Regions from separate parts of the Homo sapiens genome. Here region 2 is linked to region 1. The links are chromatin loops, found by intact Hi-C in ENCODE. Cell type or tissue: B cell. All regions are shown on one strand. Each heading gives the region's core, and the rest is flanking DNA. Links, peaks and the distances in the headings are about the cores only.

Evidence for each region. A loop is a pair of places that touch in the nucleus more often than their neighbours do. Peaks named below come from ENCODE experiments on the same cell type or tissue, not always from the same donor. Only the 100,000 strongest peaks of a DNase experiment are listed, where the experiment ranks them.
Region 2: a loop joins it to region 1, with 2.2 times the contacts of the local background. A loop is called at or near these places in 1 of 110 quality-filtered maps.

What each region holds. Positions count from the first base shown.
Region 1 is chr14:50,129,043-50,140,165 of GRCh38, forward strand. It overlaps SOS2 (SOS Ras/Rho guanine nucleotide exchange factor 2), which reads right to left. Exons shown (of 23, transcript NM_006939.4): 17 at 10,900-11,017; 18 at 9,570-9,742; 19 at 5,081-5,197; 20 at 1,459-1,720; 21 at 919-960. Among named protein-coding and RNA genes, the nearest start is that of VCPKMT, 18 kb to the left of the region's middle. RefSeq lists an enhancer at 9,892-10,596. In B cell, for the core only: no CTCF peak of the experiment used is centred there; no DNase peak of the experiment used is centred there; H3K27ac peaks cover 776 bases.
Region 2 is chr14:50,189,879-50,201,001 of GRCh38, forward strand. SOS2 (SOS Ras/Rho guanine nucleotide exchange factor 2) reads right to left here. Exons shown (of 23, transcript NM_006939.4): 3 at 11,075-11,123; 4 at 9,813-9,977. Among named protein-coding and RNA genes, the nearest start is that of SOS2, 36 kb to the right of the region's middle. In B cell, for the core only: no CTCF peak of the experiment used is centred there; no DNase peak of the experiment used is centred there.

The DNA of each region.
Region 1 (11,123 bases), core at 1,811-9,810:
ATTGAGAGAATTATACCCAAAGGTGCTGTGTTCATTTTTGAGTTATTTTGTTTTAAACAAATGACCACAGAAAGAAAGTTTACAGCATTAAAAGTTATAAATTATGAAATAATTAGGAATGATAGAATAGTGCTTTACTTAAAATTTACTGCTTTAATTAAATAAGATGATGTAAAAAAAAATAAGTGACTGAGGATATCCCGGGAACCTGATAAACATTTACTATATTATTGCCATGGGAAAATGATTTGAAAAGGGTAAGGAAGAAAGACAACTGACATGAAATTACTATTCATTCTATGCCAAGCAATATTTTAGATGGTGTTTTTTTGTTTGTTTGTTTTGTTGTTTTCTTTTTTTGAGATGGAGTCTCACTCCGTTGCCCAGGCTGGAGTGTGGTGGCCTGATCTCAGCTCACCACAACCTCTGCTTCCTGGGTTCAAGTGATTCTCCTGCCTCAGCCTCCTGAGTAGCTGGGACTACAGGCGTGCACCACCATATCCGGCTAATTTTTGTAATTTTTTAGTAGAGACAGAGTTTCACTATGTTGGCCAGGCTGGTCTTGAACTCCTGACCTCGTGATCCACCTGCCTTGGCCTCCCAAAGTGCTGGGATTACAGGCGTGAGCCACCACACCCGGCTAGGTGTTCTATACAGTTATTTCATTTAATCCTTAACAAGTGTGGGGAAGGTAAGTAATTTCTTCAAGGCCATACAGCCCTTAGAACAGATCATAAAAAATGATGAAAATAAACTATAGTGAAGCTTAAGTAGTACACAGTTGTAAGCAAATAATTAAATTTATTTATAACTTTTCTTGTTCTTTAATATTGCCAAAACTCAAAATACTCAAATATAATCAACCAGATTATTATCTTTACAGTCATTTCATTAAGAATCAACTTAAATTATACTTACTTGAATGTGGCAAAAGCACTGGAGCAAAGATGCTATTGCTGCCTATTGGAATAAGAAAAATTAATTTGAAAAGGAAGGTAACATGTAGGTATTATTTTTTAAATGTTTCCATAAATAATACGTAATACACAGTGCAGAATTTTATCATCATCTTTTGCCATGTTAGTTTTTTAAAAAATTAACTCAGAACCTTCTGTATCTAGAATGGTTTTCCTTCTTAGCATTAAGTGGTTCCCCCTCTATCACAGAACTTATCTATTTGTTTTCTTATTCATCATCTATTGCTCCCTTTAGACTGGTAGTGGGACCCAAAAGGTACTAAACAAATCTTTGTTGAATGAGTAAATTAGAAGATAATATGCATCAACAATGCACAAATTATGCTCTACTTCTTGTATTAATCATTATTTTCACATTTAGATATCACTTTTCACACTAATATAGTTTGCAAAGGATTCTATAGTTCCCTAATTAAAATGATAAGAATTATCTGAGACACAGGATTCCTTTTTTACCAAGCGGTTTACATCAAATACTTACCACAGGAGCTGTTGAGATCCACATCTAAAAATACACTAAGGTCTGAAGAAGCAGATACTGGTGGAGTAGATGGTGTATTTGGAGAGGTTGGTGCTGACACTGTTGATTCCAGCTCAGTTTCAGCAATCCGACTAAAGCTTATTTTACATGGTTCTCTTTCTAATGGTGTTGGGTGACCTCGTAAAGTACCTGAGGTAGAGCCATGTCGGCCTGTGTTAGGCCTTATTCCAGGAGATTTTAAGGAAAAAGTTGATTTCCTAGGCTGAGAAAAGCAAACATAATTAATGTCACAAATTTGCATAGACAACAATTTGTTTCTGTGACTTAGAGCTACCTTATTAGTCTTATTAGTTCTTAAGCATACAGTTCTTAAGCGTGCAGTCCTTCAGTCTGCAATGACAGCCTGTATCATTCTAGTAGAATCTTCTGGATTTGACTGGCTTAATTTTAAAATGAATTGGAATATAAGTAAGTCTCTTTTCAGCACTGCAGAAATAAAATTCTTGAAATTTTATGTGAAAATCACATTTTACTCCTAAAACATATGAACCTAAACTTCTCTTTGAAAATATCTATATAGATTTTACAAACATTTACTGGGAACATAATTTATGAAACATATTATGCTATATGCTTCAGAAAAAAAAAAGATCATTTTTTCCCCTTCCTATACTAAATGATCAACCTCTACATTGATGCTTTAAAAATCTTTGGAGAAAATTCCTATCATTGTCTCCCACCATCACCTCTGTCCCATTTTTCAAGTTCTGGCAGGAGTAATCAAATAAAAAACACAGAACTCAGATCAGAAAACTTGAGTTAAGATCTCAACTGTGCCAATATCTAGCTATGCAGCCTTGAAAAACTTATTTAACCCCTTGGAATCTCACTATTTTCCTTTGTAAAATGAGAATAAGATCTATGAGGGGTTTTCAAAAAGTGCATGGCAAATGTCTATTATGAAATAACTATGCATGACTTTCATTTTTTTCCATCAAAATAAACTCATACTAACTTATTATAACATGTCTGAACAGTTTGAGATGCTCAAACATATCTAGTTTGAGATACTCAAACATATCTAGTTTGAGATACTAAGAAGGATAACACATCGGTTTGTAAAGAATCCCTATCAGAGGAACACGAATTCTGCTAAAATTGAAGCAAGAACAAATATCAAATCCATGATGATGCTTGGGTAGAAGAATGGTGAGATCACTAATACTTTATGAAAAGTTTATGGGGACAATGCCCCAAAGAAATCAGCTGTTTACAAATTGATAACTCATTTTTAACAAGGGATCAGATGATATGGAAGGTAAAGCCAATGGCGGCAGATCATCAACATCAATTTCTGAGGAAAAAATCTCATTCCTGCTCTAATTGAAGAGGACCTATGATTAACAACAGAAATGATAGCCAACACCACAGATATCTCAACTGGTTCAGCTTATACAATTCTGACTGAAAAATTAAAGTTGAGCAAACTTTCCACTAGATGGATGGCAAAACCACTGCACCCAGATCAGCTGCAGACAAGAGCAAAACTTTCAATGAAATGTTAAATAAGTGGGATCAAGACCCTGAAGCATTTGTTTGAAAAACTGTTAATAGGAAATGAAACACGGTTTCCCAGTATCATCCTGAAGACAAAGCACAATCAAAGCAATGGCTACCAAGAGGTGGAAGTGTGGTCCAGTCAAAGCAAAACCAAATCAGTCAAGAGCAAAGGTTGGCCAAGCACAGTGGCTCATGCCTGTAATCCTAGCACCTTGGGAGGCTGAGGCAGGAGGATCATTTAAGGCCAGGGGTTTGAGACCAGCCTGGGCAATATAGCAAGACTCTATTGCCATTAAAAAAAAAAAAAAAAAAAAAAAAGGCTGGGCATGGTGGCTCACACCTGTAATCCCATCACTTTGGGAGGTCGAGGCAGGTGGATCACTTGAGGTCAGGAGTACAAGACATGCCTGGCCAACATGGTGAAACCTCATCTCTATTAAAAATACAAAAATTAGCCGGGCGTAGTGGCACACACCTGTTATCCCAGTTACGTGGGAGGCTGAGGCAGTAGAATTGCTTGAACCTGGGAGGTGGAGGTTACAGTGAGTTGAGATTGCACCACTGTACTCCAGCCTGGGTGACAGAGCGAGACTCTGTCTCAAAAAAAACAAAACAAAAACAAAAAGAAAGGTCATGGCAACAGTTTTTTAGGACGCTCAAGGCATTTTTCTTGTTGAGTTTGTAGAGGGTCAAAGAACAATAACATCTGCTTACTATGGGACTGTTTTGAGAAAGTTAGCCAAAGCTTTTGCAGAAAAACAACCAGGAAAGCTTCACCAAGGAGACCTTCTCCACCACAACAATGCTCCTGCTCATCCCTCTCATTAAACCAGAGCAATTCTTTGAGAGTTTTGATGGCAGATCATTAGGCATCCACTTACAGTCTTGACTTGGCTCCTTCTGACTTTTTTTGTTTCCTAATTATAAAAAAAAAAATTAAAGGGCAACCATTTTTCTTCAGTTAATAATGTAAAAGAGACTGCAATGATATGGTTAAATTCCCAGGATCTTTAGTTTTTTAGGGATGGACAAAATGGTTGGTATTAGCGCTTACAAAAGTGTCCTGAACTTGAGGAAGCTTATGTTGGGAAATAAAGTTTATGTTTTTATGTTTATCTTTTAATTCCATCAAAAAAATTTATCTTTTCATTCCATTTTTCCATGAACTTTTTTTCTTTTTTCTTTTTTCTTTTTTTTTTTTTTTGAGACGGGGTCTTGCTCTGTCACCCAGGTTGGAGTGAAGTGGAGTGATCTTGGCTCACTGCAACCTCCGCCCCCAGGCGTGCACCACCATGCCTGGCTAATTTTTTTGTATTTTTGGTAGAGACAGGGTTTTGCCATGTTGCCCAAGCTGGTCTCAAACTCTTGAACTGAAGCAATCTGCCTGCCTTGGTCTCCCAATGTGCTGGGATTACAGGTGTGAGCCACCATGCCCGGTCTCTATGAACTTTTTGAAGTCCCCTCATATATCACACAATTGTGAAGATGAGATAGCATGAAACTACCTGACTTCCTGCTTCACCTAAAGTTGGTTTGTGTTTTTACTTCCTTCTATATCTTGCTTCACTTTTAGCTACTTAGAGTTCATCTTCTACTACTTCTGTTGCCACTGCAAACTCCTGCAGTAACTGGAAATTGTAGCATCAAATTCTAGTGACAGAGATGGGTTCCAGAGGCAACTATGGACCATGGAGCCCTAATGGCAGAAGTCATATCAAGTCACAAGAACCAAAATACATTTGCTTACTCCTTCCCAGGTCTTTTCTTTTTTTTTCTGTTCCATTCAGCTACCTATTAAGTTCTCACTTTCTCACACCTTTTTGTATTATTCTAGGAGGGATCAAAAGTAGACACATAAATAAGTAGTACCAAGATAAGGCATAAACCAGATTTTATCAAAAGGCTGACATTTCCCCCCCCAGTTTTAGAAATAGTATATTACTGCAAACAAAACACCTAGGAACAGCCATTCAATTACATTTTTAAGATAACAGGTTGTTAAACATTGAAAATAATATTTTAAAAAACAGAACACTTGTTCCCGAAATTATAAAAGACTTACAAATCGAGGTGGCTGTTTGCAGTTTCGAGGTTCAATTTCTAGTGACTTGTTGAACAAATAATCTGTAAACTCTTTTTCAGATGCACTTCCCATGGGGTTAAGGTTTTCAAAGAATCTCTGGAATTAAACAAATAACACAAGTGCATATATAGTAAGTATATATTTTAGATCTTATTAAAATAAGATCTCATTAAAATTTTTTGCTGAAAATTACTTATTTAATGCTAAAAAATAACACATTAAGAGCCCACAATATGTGAAAAGTTCACAAGTGTTGCTTATTCCAATCTCTTTACTTCTGAATAAGATTATATAATTTCTGTGGAAGTTATATTCTAGTCTTAAAGTTCTATTAAGAATATGAGTTTTCATTTATTATCATTTTAATGGCTCAGCAGTAGCACTACTTATTCCTTAGGAAACTTTACTCCTACTCATTGTAACAAATGATCATCACTAGTAAGCTACCAAAAGTGTTTAGAACAAAGCTATGGTTATAATCCACAATGAAGTTTTGATAATCAGAAAAAAAGTGGAGATAAATTAGATTAAGGTCTGTTAATCCAATTTATAGATCATTCTTGATCATTTATAATTACTCTGGAAATTCCTTTTACTTTAAAAGTAGTCATTTAAATTACTTTAAAAGTAATGTCAAGAATGATTATAGGCCGAGCACGGTGGCTCACGCCTGTAATCCCACCACTTTGGGAGGCTGAGGTGGGTGGATCACCTGAGGTCGGGAGTTTGAGACCAGCCTGACCAACATGAAGAAACCCCATCTCTACTAAAAATACAAAATTAGCTGGGCGTGGTGGCGCATGCCTGTAATCCCAGCTACTCAGGAGGCTGAGACAGGAGAATCAATTGAACCTGGCAGGCGGAGGTTGAGGTGAACCGAGATCACACCATTGCACTCCAGCCTGGGCAACAAGAGCGAGACTGTCTCAAAAAAAAAAAAAAAAAAAAAGAAAGAAAGAAAGAAAGAAAGAAAGAATGATTATAAAGTTAAACCTATCTGTGCTAACTTCTAGTATAAAAAATGTTTTTATCTGAGCCAAGCCATGATGGCTCACACCTGTAATCCTAGCAGTTTGGGAGGCTGAGGCCGGGGGACTGCTTAAGCCCAGGAATTTGACACCAGCCAGGGCAATATGGTGAGACCTCTCCTCTTAAAAAAAGCCTAATAAATAAAATGTTTAAAATTTTTGTCTTTATCAAAAAATATTTTAAGCTTAAATTTAAGTTTTAACGTAGAAAATTCAGGTGATTTAGCACTGCCAAAAAAAGAGAAAAAAAGAAAAAGAAACAGTAATCTTACAAACCAGAAATATCATTGTTTACATTTAAATATTAGACTATCTTCCAATGATTTTACTGTGCATGTAAATATATGCATGTATATATGTATTTATATATAATTATTAATAATTTATATATATATTTTCCTGAAAAACTGGGATATCAATTTTAATCTTTCTGAAGTTTATATTCAATTAACTTTTTTCAATGTGGTTTGCTTTTTTTTTTTTTTTTTTTTTTGAGATGGAGTCTCACTCAGCCTTCCAAAGTGCTGGGATTACAGGTATGAGCCACCTCACCCAGCCAGTTTGCTTATTTTACAAAATACAAATTTTAACTCTATAGTATTTCATCAGATGGATATTTCAGAATGTAATAATCTCCATATAGCTAGTTATCCATATAGGTACTTTCTAATTTTTTGCTATTATAATAATTATTTTTATTAACTCCTATATATAAATTTTTCTGTACATTTTTTATGATTTCCTTAGAAAAATTCCTTAGCAGCAAATTACTGGATTTAGCTTTATTTAATTTTGAAGTGGTTTAGAAGCATATATAAAAATGGTACTAGGTTTTAGCTTTAGCAGTAGGCAAAATGAGCTTTAAAATTTCTAGTATAAAATTCTTCCCATTTTTAAGGCATTCTGCCAATTTCAAGAAAATTGTATTACTCTTTTAACAATACTGAAACAATGTGTTCTTATGTTCAGGTTAGCTAAATTAAATATTAGCCACTAGTAATTAAAGGCTTTCAGAAAGCTATAACAGCAGTATTCTTGATTTCCTCATCCTTTGCTCTATTTTAAATACTATTTATTTAAGTATGATTTGAAAAGTGAATAGCTACTTTGTCTACATTTTAAATTTATTTTGTTTGACTCAATCATATAGAAGACACTTCCTCCCAAAAATGCTTTAAATGGTGGTAGGAACCCTAGACCACACCACAAACACCAATTAGCAGGTATGGTTCTGAGATATAAATACTAAAAGTACTATTTCAAGCATACCGAATTAAAGTGTAACATTATTCCTGTGGGGACCATATTTCCTTAGCTCTCCGAAGCCCCACATCACAGAGGGCGGGTTCAATGGTGAGAGGGGATGAAATAGGTCACCATCAGTAGGTTACCACCTTTATTTTTTTTAAGAGCAAGTATCTTTTTTTTTTTTTTTTGAGATGCAGTCTCGCTCTGTCACCTAGGCTAGAGTGCAGTGGCTCTATCTCAGTTCTCTGCAACATTTGCCTTCTGGGTCCAAGCGATCCTCCCACCTCAGCCTCCTGAGTAGCTGGGATTACAAGCACGTGCCACCACACCCAGCGAATTTTTGTATTTTTAGTGGAGACAGAGTTTCACCACGTTGGCCAGGCTGGTCTTGAACTCCTGACCTCAGGTGATCCACCCACCTCAGCCTCTCAAAGTGCTGGATTTACAGGCATTAGCCACTGTGCCCGACCTATCATTTTTATAAATGGTATGCTTTAGGTGGTCTTTTTCTTAGGACTTTAGGGTACTTTGTTTTGAACCGGGAACAAAGAAGTTTCTATCTCATAATTTAGGAGGGTGGAAGTAATGGTGGATATTTTCACTCAATATGCCCAATTTGCATGCAGATTATGTCTAAAAAGTTTAGCGCAGTTTTTAATATGACACGTAAACTTATTCTGGTTGATAGTTATAATATGTTCCCAAGTTCAAGTATAATATAATAACATTCATTTAGCATAAACATAATATCATAGTTTAATTTAGAAGGTTGTTTCATATTTTATAGTACTATAGTATCAATATTACACACTATTGCTCAAAATAGAACATCAATCGACAGGATGTTAGAAAAATCATCTTCTGCCAGGCATACATATACCACTTTGCTGACCCTTTTCCTATTTAAACACACTGTTCTTATGAATTATATAACGTTATTTTGCTACATGTAACATTATCTAAAATGGCTATCAAATCTAGAAATGAATTTTCTTTTTACTGCATGGACATCATTCTACTTTGTCATTCACTTTTTATGGTGTAGCTTGAACCAACTACACAAAGAAGCAATACTTTCAAAAGAAAGTACTTAGTAACAATATTAACAACTGCAGATAGTGTAGAATGTCTAATGTTTAACATGCTATCTACTGATTAATTTTTTTCTATTATTTTCATAGCAAGACAAATAATTATGATATTTCTTACAGGTCACACAAGATCTAAAATTTTTTTTTAATTTTTAAAATTTTTAATTTTCATGGGTACATAATAGGTGTATATATTTGTAGGGTATAAGAGATGTTTTGATACAGGCATGTAATGTAGAATAATCCCATCATGGAGAGTGGGGTATCCATTCCCTCAAGCATTTATCCTTTGTATTATGAATAATCCAATTATACTCTTATAGTTAATATTTTTTATTTTATTTTTTGAGACGGAGTCTCCCTCTGTCACCCAGGCTGGAAGGCAGTGGCATGATCTCGGCTCACTGCAGCCTCCACCTCCTGGGTTCAAATGATTCTCCTGCTTCAGTCTCCCAAGTAGCTGGGATTACAGGCACCCGCCACCATGCCCGGCTAATTTTTTGTATTTTTAGTAGAGACAGGGTTTCACCATGTTGGTCAGGCTGGTCTCAAATTCTTGACCTCAAGTGGTCCTCCCGCCTCAGCCTCCCAAAGTGCTGTGATTACAGGCGTGAGCCACCATGCCCAGCCGATACTTATAGTTATTACTACTATTATTATTTTGAGACAGAAGTCTTACTGTGTCACCCAGGCTGGAGTGCAGTGGCGCTATCTCGGCTCACTGCAACCTACCCCTCCTAGGCTCAAGTGATTCTCCCACCTCAGACTCCTGAGTAGCTGGGACTGCAGGCACCCAGCACCATGCCCAGCTAATTTTTTTTTATATTTTTAGTAGAGACGGGGTTTCGCCATGCTGCCCAGGCTGGTCTCCAACTCCTGATCTCAAGCGATCCGCCCGCCTTGGCCTCCCAAAGTGCTGGGATTACAGGCGTGAGCCACAGTGCCTGGCCTCTTACAGTTACTTTTAAATCTGCAATTAAATTATTATGGACTGTAGTCACCCTGTTGTGCGATCCAATAGTATGTCTTATTCATTCTATTTTTTTTTTTTGGTACCCATTAACACGTTCTCTTCTAAAGATATGCAAAGAAAATATTTACCCTCATATCTGGTTCTATCCGTAAACAGTAAGGCTGATTCTGATACTGCTGAATTTCTCCAGTAATTTCAGCTACTTTCCTCCTCTTACTGAAATTGATTAAATCTTTCCCTTTCTTTTTTAAAAAATCATTATTCCCTTCTTCGGTCTTCAGAATATTTGTTAAATATATTCCTAGTAAAAAAAAAAAAAGAATTTAAAGAAAAGTTATTTTAAATTTTGTTATTTAATCAATTATTTGGGAAAACAACTGATCTAGTAAAGTTGAAAGACATCCTATACTATTCAGCAACTCTACTACTAAAATGTTAAGTCTCTGATAAACAATCATTAACTCTCCATTAAGCATTTTTTAAAGAGAAAGAATTTAAAATAAAAAGAAAATAAAAGCTACTGGCTTGTACAAAAATAAAGGCTGCTAATCTAAGAAATGGCAAATTAAGCTTTTCTAAACTCTAATTTCACCAAGTGCAAATTGTGTTAAATCTATTCTGACCAAATATTTTAATATTTGATTATAAATATTTAATGCCAAGTATCTTAGGTGATTATTAATAAATTAATTTTAAGCCAATTTTGGTTAATAAGTCTATAGGCTTATAAACTAATTCTGTTTTTTCAGAGACTGTAATTTAGATAGAAAAATAATTACTTCTCATTCATGAACAATAAAAAAGTTTTTAGTCCCTTTTTCATGCGTAATTGCTGATTCATTTAAATTGGTGGTTCTCAGCTGGGGACAATTTAGTCCCCCAGGGGATATTTAGGAATGTCTAGAGACATTTTTGGTTACCACAACTCCAGGGTGCTATTGGAGTGTAATGAATAGAGGCCAGGATGCTGCTACAGATCCTATTACGCACACGACAGCCCATCACAACAAAGAATTATTTGGCCCAAAATACCAAAATTGTTGAAGTTGACAAAACTTGATTTAAATCATTCAATTTCAATCATACACAACAATATTTTAATTCTAAATTTAAAAATCACATAGAAGCTTTTAATAAATTAAAGAGAAAGCAAACACTGTAGATGTGACATAGATAGTTATGATAAAAATAACAGTTACCATTTCATGAGTGCGTCCTATGTGCTAGACTTATTAGGTAGTACAGACAAAATATTTTTAATCCTTATTTATAACAACCCTATGAGATATTATAGTCTTCATTTTATAGAAAATAGAGAGTTTTATTATTTATTAATACAGAGAGCTAATAAAAGTAGATGAGCTCAGATATAAAATAAAGATAACATGCCTCTGAAGACTGCTCTCTTTTGGCTATCACACGCTCACCCTCAAAATATATCCATATTTAGTAACTTACCAAAAAAAGGCACACAAGGTGGATTGATTGACTTAAGTTTTACTAGGTATTTTTTAAAGTGATCTTGACTTAATTCCACAGCTTCGTCCAAAATTTTCCTTTTCCTTTCCTGCAGTGCCTTAAAGTATACATAAATTGAGTATAAATTTTTTACAATTCAATCATATTTTATAAATGCAAACCTTTAAATTTTATAAAATTTTGCAAATTATCTGGAAAACAAT
Region 2 (11,123 bases), core at 647-8,646, 60 kb after region 1:
TGCTCTCTCACCCAGGCTGGAGTACAGTGGCATGATCTCAGCTCACTGCAACCTCCGCCTCCCAAGTTCAAGTGATTCTCCTGCCTCAGCCTCCTGAGTAGCTGGGATTACAGGTGCACGCCACCATGCCTGGCTAATTTTTTTTTGTATTTTTAATAGAGACGGGGTTTCACCATGTTATTCAGGCTGGTCTCGAGCTTCTGACTTCAAGTGATCCACCTGCCTCAGCCTCCCAAAGTGCTGGGATTACAGGTGTGAGCCACTGCGCCTGGCTGTGACCATACATTTTATAATTAATAATACTTTTTTTTAAAAAAAATGATTGGACCTAGTTAATTATATATTTAAGACTGACCGAAACGTACCCAGAGAGTTCAGCATAAAGGTATACCCTGAAAAGGAAACTACAAAAAGTAAAAACTTCAAAGGGATGAGAGGAAATTCTGACAACACAATAACAGATATTCATTCATTCATTCTGAAAAACATCTACTGATCACCATAAACTGTACCACATGTTGGTAAAATATGCTAATAAAGTAAACATGAACTCTGCCTTCCTAATCTTTTTGAATCTAACTCAGAAATATCTTATAAGCATCTTTTAAATCTGGTCAGCTCTCTCCATCTTACCGCAGGCTTTAGATTACTCCACTAAACAATCACCATCTCTTAAAAAGATACACAAGTTTCATAATTTGATCTGCCTGCCACAGGTCTTCCCAACCCCAGTTCTAAAATCATGTTACTAAAAATAAATGATACATAAAAATGATACTGGATTTCATTGCCTTCTGCATAAAATCCTAACTTCTTTAGGATAAAGGCCATTCATAATTTAACTCCAACCCACCTTCCTAATCTCATGTTCTGTGACACTCTCAAATCCCTCCCTTCCCCACTGCTTACTCCATGCAATCCACCTTCTTGTCATTGGAGACCATCATCCCCACTTCCCAGCCACTTTAAATTTAAAGAAACCAGTAAGGCTACACAGGGAATTTGGTGATGAACTCTGATTTCAAACAGACATGCAAAATAAAGGAAGACATAAGACATAAAAACACACAGAAGAGCTACCACCCTCTTCTCTTCCCCACCAGAGACCCTTTTAGAGTAGGTCATACTTGCTAGCTGTAACTTCTTGCTCCCATTCACTTAGCAAGCCCATTACTATATTAAAACTGCTCTCACTATTGATCTAGTGTCAAATCTAATGGTGTGTTTTAGTCTTCCTACTTGTTTTCTCTAGTTTTTGACACAGCTGACCATTCTCTCATTCTTAAAACTCTTAAAACTCTCAGGGCGAGGCATGGTGGCTCATGCTTACAATCTCAGCACTTTGGGAGGCCGAGGCAGGAGGATCACTTGAGGCCAGGCATTCAAGACCAGCCTGGGCAATATAGCAAGATTCTATCTCTACCAAAAGTAAAAAAAAATAATAACCAGGTATGCTGGTAGACACCTGCGGTCCTAACTACTCTGAAGGCTGAGGTGGGAGAATCACTTGAGCCCAGGAATTCGAAGCTGCAGTGAGCTAATATTGTACCACCACATTCTAGCCTGAGTGACAGAATGAGATCCTATCTCTAAATAAGAAAAAACACATATAAACCCCCCAGCTCCAAACAATTTTTCTCTTCTTGGCTTCTGATACACCATTCTGTCAGTGGGGCCTCCTCTATGACTTACCTTCTCTACCACCCACTCCAGAGTTCCATTCTTAAAACTCTTTTGGTCACATAATACCAAAGTTCCTGAATTTAAATGCTACAGGGGTCAGGCAAGTAACATTATAATATATAAGAAACAGTGGGGATTATGGTAAACCGGAAGGTACATGCACCTAAAGAGGAAGTGTGCTGCTCAGTGCCAGCTGTTTTCTGTTAGGCATTCTGATTTTCTTTTTTCATGAAAAGTCTGGGATTTACATTTTTATGTAAAATTTTTAGATCTGTAAATATAAATGGATGGCAAATAATTCAAAAATTTAAAAAACAAACCTAGAGACCCTATTCACTAGAAGGTCACCAGTCTGAAACTGGGAGGATTGCTTGAGCCCAGGAGTTCAAGACCAGCCTGGGCAACAAAGAGAGACCCAGTTTCTACAAAAAAATTTTAAACACAGCCAGGCATGGTGGTTCAAGCCTGTGGTCCCAGCTACAAAGGAAGCTAAGGCATGAGGATCACTTGAGCTCTGGAGGTTGAGGCTGCAGTGAGCCGTGTTCACACCACCGTACTCCGGCTTAGGTGAGTCCTTGTCACAAAAAAAAAAAAAAAAAAAAAAAAAAAAAAAAAGGAGCGAGCAAGCTAGCTCTTGAAACAGATGGAGTAATACTACCATGAAAGAGAAAATATATTCATACCCCACTCCTGTTAGCTTCAGATTTTTCTGGCCAGGCATGGGTGGCTCACGCCTATAATCCCAGAACTTTAGAGGCCAAGGTGGATGGATCACCTGAGGTCAGGAGTTCAAGACCAGCCTGCCCAACATGGCGAAACCCTGTCTCTACTAAAAGTACAAAAAATTAGCCAGGCATGGTAGCACGCACCTGTAATCCCAGCTACTCAGGAGGCTGATGTGGGAGAATCGCTTGAACACGGGAGGCAGAGGTTGCACTGGGCAGAGATTGCGCCACTACACTCCAGCCTGGGCGAAAGAGCAAGACCTTGTCTTTAAAAAAAAACAAAAACAAAAACAAAGGCCAGGCGCAGTAGCTCATGCCTGTAATCCTAGCACTTTGGGAGGCCAAGGCAGGCAGATCACTTGAGGTCAGGAGTTCGAGACCAGCCTGGCCAACACGGCAAAACCCTGTCTTTACTAAAAATACAAAAATTAGCCAGGCGTGGTGGCAAGTGCCTGTAATCCCAGCTACTCAGAAGGCTGAGGCAGGAGAATGGATTGAACCCAGGAGGCAGAGGTTGCAGTGAGCCAAGATCACGCCATTATACTCCAGCCTGGTTGAGAGAGTGAGAGTCTGTCTCAGAAGGAAAAAAAAAAGTATAATTCAATAGGTTAAAAACAAAAGAAAGAAAATACAGAACTCAACTGCTAGTATATCTAGATCTGGTGAACTAAGCTTCCTCAGAGCAGCTTTGTGCCCTCTTATTCTCTCACCTTTTTTTTGGTTTTTTTTGTCCACTGTTGCCCAATGGCACAATAATAGCTCACTATAGCCTCAATGTCCTAGGCTCAAACAATCCTCCCACCTCAGCCTTCCAAGTAGCTGGGATGCACCACCACACCCAGCTAATATTTTTTTTATTTTTAGTAGAGATGAGGTCTTGCTATATTCCCCAGGGTATCTCACCTTTCTTTCTTTGTTTCTTTTTTTAAATTTTTTGTAGAGATGATGTCTTGCTATGCTACCCAGGCTGGTCTCAAACTCCTGGGCTCCATCTATCCTCCTGCCTCAACCTCCAAAAGTGCTGGGATTACAAGCGTGAACCACTGTGCCTGGCCTTTACCTTTCCTAAACATCAATTTCCTTCTTAAGCATTTATGTTCAGTTTTTCCAGTTTTAAATACTATTTTCATTAGTAGTAACTTATATACTAGAAGTTAAATTCTATGGTTCTTTCCTATGATCATCTAATTCTCAGCAATCTTTGATATGCTAGAATACCTCATATAGCCACATGTTATTTTTATTTTTAACTGTAAAGAAATAGGGTTGATTCTCAAGTTCTCTGTCTGGCAAATTAAAGATATCCCTAGAAACCATATATTCAAATAATTTATTAAACAAATGGTCTGTGAGCTCTTGAACTAGTGATCTCTAGATATCAGTTTGGATATACTAAGATCATACCACATCATACAATCTCATTACTTAGGGTTACATAACTAGACCCACATATCAAGTCATCGGGATTTTTTTTTTTTTTGAGACATAGTTTCACTTTGTTGCCCAGGCTGGAGTTAAGTGGTACTCGGCTCACTGCAACCTCCGCCTCCCAGGTTCAAGCAATTCTTGTGCCTCAGCCTCCTGAGTAGCTGGGATTATAGGCAATCGCCACCACGTCTGGACGATTTTTTGTATTTTAGTAGAGATGGGGTTTCACCATGTTGCCCAGGCTGGTCTCAAACTCCTGAGCTCAGACAATCTGCCCGTCTTGGCCTCCCAAAGTGCTAGGATTACAGGTGTGAGCCACCACGCCCGGCCAAGTCATCTGGATTTTAGCTAAGCATATGACAGTCTCTTGTGACAAATAGGGGATCATGACAGGAATGTCTGAAACAAGGACCAGCAAACTACAGGCCAAATCCAGCCTGCAGCCTGTTTTTGTAAATAAAGTTTTGCTGGAACATAGCCCATGCTCATTCATTTATGGCTGCTTTCATGCTACAAGAGCAGAGAAGAGTAGATGCAAGAAAGACGTATGGCCCACAAAGCCTAAAATATTTATCCCCTGGCCCTTTATAGGTAAAGTTTGTTGACCCATGAATTAAATAAAATGTGAAATAATAGCTAACTAAAAGGCAGGAATGAAGAAAAGTGGTAACTTTTAACCTAGAAGAATGCCACTAATAACATATGTTGGAAATCTCATTTCTTATATAATCCCTTTCAATTTTTTTTTTTTTTTTTTTTTTTTTTTAAGATGGAGTATTGGCTGGGCGCGGGGGCTTACACCTGTAATCCCAGCATTTTGGGAGGCTGAGGTGGATAGATCACCTGAGGTCAGGAGTTTGAGACCCACCTGTCCAACATGGTAAAATCCCATCTCCACTAAAAATACAAAAATATTAGCCAGGCATGGTGGCAGGCACCTGTTATCCCAGCTACTTGAGAGGCTGAGGCAGGAGAATTGCTTGAAACTGGGAGGCAGAGGTTGCAGTGAGCCAAGATCACGCCACTGCGCTCCATACTGGGTGACAGAGCAAGACTCTGTCTCAACAATAAAAAATAAATAAATTAAATAAAATAATATGGAGTCTCGCTCTGTCACCCAGGCCGGAGTGCAGTGGCGTGATCTCGGCTCACTGCAACCTCCGCCTCTCAGATTCAAAGGCACCTGGCCTTTTCAACATTTTTACTAAATAATTTTAATTCAAGGTTTATCAGACTTGTACACTTTACAAAAACCTGGGTAGAGTATCTAAAATGCTGAATGACAGAATTCAATTTTTAAAATATCTACATATGCTGGAACATAGCCTCAATAACAGTATGAAGTTTTCTAGGGATAAATTCACGTTCATTCTTACAACAATAACAAAAAATCAACAAGCACAAGTTGGAGAAATCAAAGACCTAACATAATGGTACTTCATGTGGAACAGTCCTCGGGAGTTTAGAAATCTGCAGACTCAACAAGTACACAGAGTAACGTGGTGCCAAAATATTAATGCTGAAATTATTAAAGAATAGCATATAGAATGAAGGATACGTACATGCATTTCAATATACTCTGTTGGTCAGACCAAATCTGGACTATTGTCTTCACAGTTTTAGAAATCAGTCTAAAAGCAATATAACAAGGGGATCTGAAAATCCTGCCACATGAAGATTTTTTTAAACTCTCAAAAGGTGAAGATTTAGGACATGGAAAAATGCTTCAAATAAAGGAATGACTTATTAAAAAAAAATAGTTTATGGCCTGGTGCAGTGGCCAACACCTGTAATCCCAGCATCTTGGGAGGTTGAGGCAAGAAAATCACTAGAAGCCAGGAATTCCAGACCAGCCTGGGCAACATAGCAAGACCCCATTCCTACAAGAATTTAGAAATTAGCTGGGCATGGTGGCAGGCACCTATAGCTCTAGCTACTTGTGAGGCTGAGGCAGGAGGATTGCCTGAGCCCAGGGGTTTGAAGCTGCAGTGAGCCTGGGTGACAGAGGGAGACTCAAGCTCTCAAAAACAAAGAAGCTGGGTGTGGTGGCTCAAGCCTGTAATCCCAGCACTTTGGAAGGCCGAGGCAGGCAGATCACAAGGTCAGGAGTTCGAGACCAGCCTGGCCAACATAGTGAAACCCCGTCTACTAAAAACACAAAAATCAGCCAGGCATGGTGGTGGGCACTTGTAGTTCCAGCTACCTGGGAGGCTGAGGCAGGAGAATTGCTTGAACCTGGGAGGCGGAGGTTGCAGTGAGCCGAGATCACACCACTGCACTCCAACCTGGGCGACAGAGTGAGACTCCGTCTCAAAAAAGAAAAAAAACAAAAACAAAAAACAAACAACAAAGAAAATGCATATGTGTTTTCACTTACATGTGGAATCTGGAACAAACTCATAGAGGCAGAGTAGAATGTGGTTACCAGAGGCTGAAGGGAAGGGGGACAAAACCTCAATTAGGAGGAATTGGGTCTTTTTTGTAAGATTTATTGCACAGTATGGTGAATATAGTAAATAATAATGTATTTACATTTCAAAATTGCAAAAAGAGTAAATTTTTTTGTCATTTCAATTTTTAAAAGAAATTTTTGTGGGTACATAGTAGGTGTATATATGTATGGGGTAAATGCAGGCATATAATGCACACATCAGAATAAAATGGAGTCTCCATCACCTCAAGCATTTATCCTTTTTTTGTGTTACAAACAATCCAATTAAACTCTTTTAATTGTTGTAAAATATACAACAAATTATCGTTGACTGTAGTCACCCTGTTGTGCTATCAAATACTAGATCTCATTCATTCTAACAATATTTTTGTACCCATTAACCATCCCCATTTCCCCCACTCCAGCTACCTTTCCTAGCCTTGTAACCATCATTCTACTAGCTAAGAGTAAATTTCAAATGTTCTCACCACAAAAAATAAGTATTTGAGGTAATAAATGTTAATCAGCTTGATTTAATTATTCCACATTTTCTTTGTAATCATAACATTACCTTGTACTCCATAAATATATACAACTATAATTTGTCAATTTATAATTAAATAAATTAATAAATAGGAAGGGGAAAAGAAAATAAAGTGCTCAAATAATGACAGGAACAGAAAAACCAAGCTAGGGCTCCTAATAACCAAATCTGGAACAACCGGAACTTTTTTTTGTTTGAGACAGTGTCTCACTCTGTCACCTAGGCTGGTGTGCAGTGGCGTGATCTCGATTCCATGTAGCCTCAACCTCCCGAGCTCCAGTGATTCTCCCACCTCAGCCTCCCAAATAGCTGGGACTATAGTCACAAGCACACGCCCGGATAATTTTTTTTATTTGTAGAGACATGTTGCCCAGGCTGGTCTCCAACTCCTGAGCTCAAGCGATCCACCTGTCTCAGCCTCCCAAAGTGCTGGGATTACAGGCATGAGCCACGGTGCCTGGCCTACAACATCTAAATAATGAAGTAACAGATTATGACCCATTGAATAAAATAACAATTCATTAGTCCATATTAAATTTGAGTGTGATAAAGAATAAGATACACAGTTTCAAAGTACTCCACAAAATATTCATTTATTAATTACAAAAGGGAAAACAGTAACTTCACAGATGAAAAGCCTGGCAGATAACTCCTTAATCAAGTCATCGAAGTCAACATCACCACCACTAATGAGACACAATGAAATCATGTGCCTGTGTGCCATCTGAGAAAATGCAATGAGAAGAACACAGCACAATTTCTATGATATTCCTGCTAAAGACCATTACCTGATTCTAACCAAGAGAAAACAACAGAGAAAACCGAAATTGAGGGACATTCTACACAGTAACTGACCTGTAACTCTCAAAAGCGTCCAGGTTATAGAAGTTAAGGGAGGAGAGTTGATTCTAACATCTCTCTCCCCAACCACAGGATTACACTGCAGTGGTCCCTGTGCCTATTGCCATGGCCTCTCTTGAATAAAGTCAGCTTTACCACCTTTTTTTTTTTTTTTTTTTGAAACAGTCTTGCTTTGTCACCCAGGCTGCAATGCAGTGGTGCAATCTCAACTCAGTGCAAACTCTACCTCCTGGGTTCAAATGATTCTCGTGCCTCAGCCTCCCAAGCAGCTAGGATTACAGGCATATGCCACCATGCCCAGCTACTTTTTTTGTATTTTTAGTAGAGACGGGGTTTTGCCATGTTGACTAGGCTGGTTTGAACTCCTGACCTTAAGTGACCTGCCCGCCTCAGCCTCCCAAAGTGCTGGGATTACGGGCGTGATCCACCACCTGGCCTGCTTTGCCATCTTTTTTTTTTTTTTTTTGAAGTTAAGGGAGGAATGAGGAATTATTCCAGACTGAAGACGATAAAAATACATGACACATAAACAATATATGATTCTGGAATGAATGATTTTGGTAAAAAGATCATTAGGATATGTGACAAAACTTGAATGATGTTTGAAAGTTAGATGGTATAATGTATCAAATGTATTCATTTCCTGGATTTTGACTGTCAGTCATACTGTGGTAATGTAGCAGAATGTTCTTGTTTATAGGACATACTATATTGGCAACTTACTCTCATATGGTTCAAGTGGCAAGGGCTTACTTTTTGTTGTACTTCCAACTTTTCTAAAAGTCTAAGATATTTTCAAAGTAAAAAAAAAAAAAAAGTAGCCATAATTTTGTAAGTCAAAATAGAGATAACAAGGAATTGCTACCATGATGTAAGTGAAAAGTCATTTCTGAAATTATGGCATCGTACAATCGGTCTCAGTCATTATAACTGCACATCAGAATTACCTGGAATGCTTTCAAAGAACACTGAGGTTTGGAGATCCAATCCAGGCCAATTAAATCTCTGGGGGTGATATGCAGGCATCAGCATTCTTTAAAAAGCTTTCTATTAATTCTGATGTGCAGTCAAGGCTGAGAACCACCAGCATGTGCTAGGTCCTGAAGGTTGTTCACCCTGAGAGAGTTTCATTTAGGCATTTTCTCTGTAGTCTTTCTGGCCTCACCCGTGCTAAAGTTCATTACTTTCTCCACTGTACCTTGGACTTACTAGTATGATAGTTTTAATCATATTGTTCTGTAATTATCTGTTTATAATATTTTTATTTTGCAGTAAAATAAATACCTTCTAACACAAAGATTGCTATGTTATTCAGCGTTATAGCTTCAGTGGGTGCAGTGGCTCATGCCTATAATCCCAACACTTTGGGAGGCTGAGGCAAGCACTTGAGCTCAGGAGTTCAAGACCAGCCTGGGCAACATGGTGAAACCCTATCTCTCCAAAAAATATAAAAACAGCTGGACGTGGTGATGCACGCCTGTGGTCCTAGCTACTCGAGAGGCTGAGATAGGAGGATCGCTTGAGCCAGGGAGGCAAAGTTTGCAGTGAGCTGAGATTGTGCCACTGCACTCCAGCCTGGGTGACAAAGTGAGACCTTGTCTCAAATAACAGGAAGAAGAATAAGAAGGTAAGTAAAGGAATATAGAAGAATATGGAAGACTCAATTTCTTCCCACAAGTAGCTTACAGCCAGGAAAGAAGACAGATATAAAAACAAAAAAATGATCAGAGGGGAGTAACTTCAACATTGCAGTCTAATTTTCTCTCCCCTGTGCCTCACTAAGCTATGCTGTGAAACCAAAGTAGGGTCTTCAAAATTACTTACACTTAAAAGTACCTGAGTAGAACTCTATATATTCTCTTTCTAAAAATATAAAACTGAAACTACTTAAATTGTTTTGAGGCCTTGGATGTTTTTTTTCTTGTAAGTAAAAGATTCTTGACCAAAAAAAGAGATCCCCATCCTGCCATATGCTTAAAAACCTGGAAATATCACGGTTACTCTGTAAAGCCAGGATTTTTCTCTCTTCCAGTACTAGCAATTATAAAGATTACTTATCTAATAATGTACACAAAAAGATTGAGGCAGAAATTAGTATAGTTGCTATTCAAGTTAAATTTAAATACCTTGTAACACTTACCTTATCCGCACACATTGACACTTTAATGTCCTGCTGAGATATTTCATAATGCCGGATATTAAAAACATAATTACCAGCCAATTTTAAAATATCAGCTGAGATATACTCTAGTACAGCCACAATATATAGGGATACATGGTAGTCCACTTTGTACCCTAATACTTCCTGTGAAAAGAATAAATAATTTAATTGCAAAATGTAGCACTGTCAAGTATTACACACTTAAAAAATTCCTATTTAACATCCTTGCTTATAAAAAATTTTCTATTAACTACATGTCTAAATGTATGGGTACCACGGGATATAAAATGAATCTTTGGTCCCTGTATTAGGGGATTTTTTTTCTTTTAAGAGACATCTAATCTAACAACTCTGCCTTTTATCAAACAACAACAGTTGATCTTGATATAGAAATCTTGGGTTGGACTCCACTAAAAGCCTCTTAATACATTAACCAAAATTCATCTGACAAATATCAAAATATCTGCTATCTTCAAGGACTCTGCTTTAAAACCAGTATCCCCTAATTACAGTAGTTTCTACTGAGGGGAGGTATGGAAGTGTCTGTGTGTGTGAGGCAGGCGGGGCGGGGGGGGCTTGAATTTGCTACAAAACTCTTAAAATCCATATACACCAAACATATTTTGCCCTATGCGTTAATATGCAATAGCCAAACTAGGTCCTAGTCCACTTTTCCAGTATATAAAAAATAATCTGTGATAATATAAATTAATTTTAAAGACAGTTCTGAACTCACAGTAGCTTCTGAAATTATACACTTTCTTAATCAACAAATGACTGAGAATCATGGCCTACTACATAGGAATTAGTCAGAGTAGCAGTCATTGGAAGATGCCATAAAGATGCCACAATGGGCCAGGCCTGATGGCTCATGACTCTTATCCTAGCACTTTGGGAGGCCAAGTAGGTGGATCACTTGAGCCCAGGAGTTTGAGACCAGCCTGGGCAACACAGCAAGACCCTGTCTCTACTTAAAAAAAAAAAAGATGCCACAAAATAATAGTAATGCATTATCACTATTAATAATTTTTAATATTGTTTGAAAAGCAATCCAATTTCACCAGAGCATAATCATTTTGTATACATATTAATATATGCGATGTGTATGTACAAGCATACATATGGAAGTGCACATATACACACTAACACAGACCATGCTACATTAATGCTTTATAAATATAGAAATAAAATATTACTTGTTATAAAGAACACCCCCCAACTAATGTTTAATCTTTTGTTACCTTCAACGAAGGATGGATTTTGTCCACAGGCAGTAAAAGAGGATTTCTT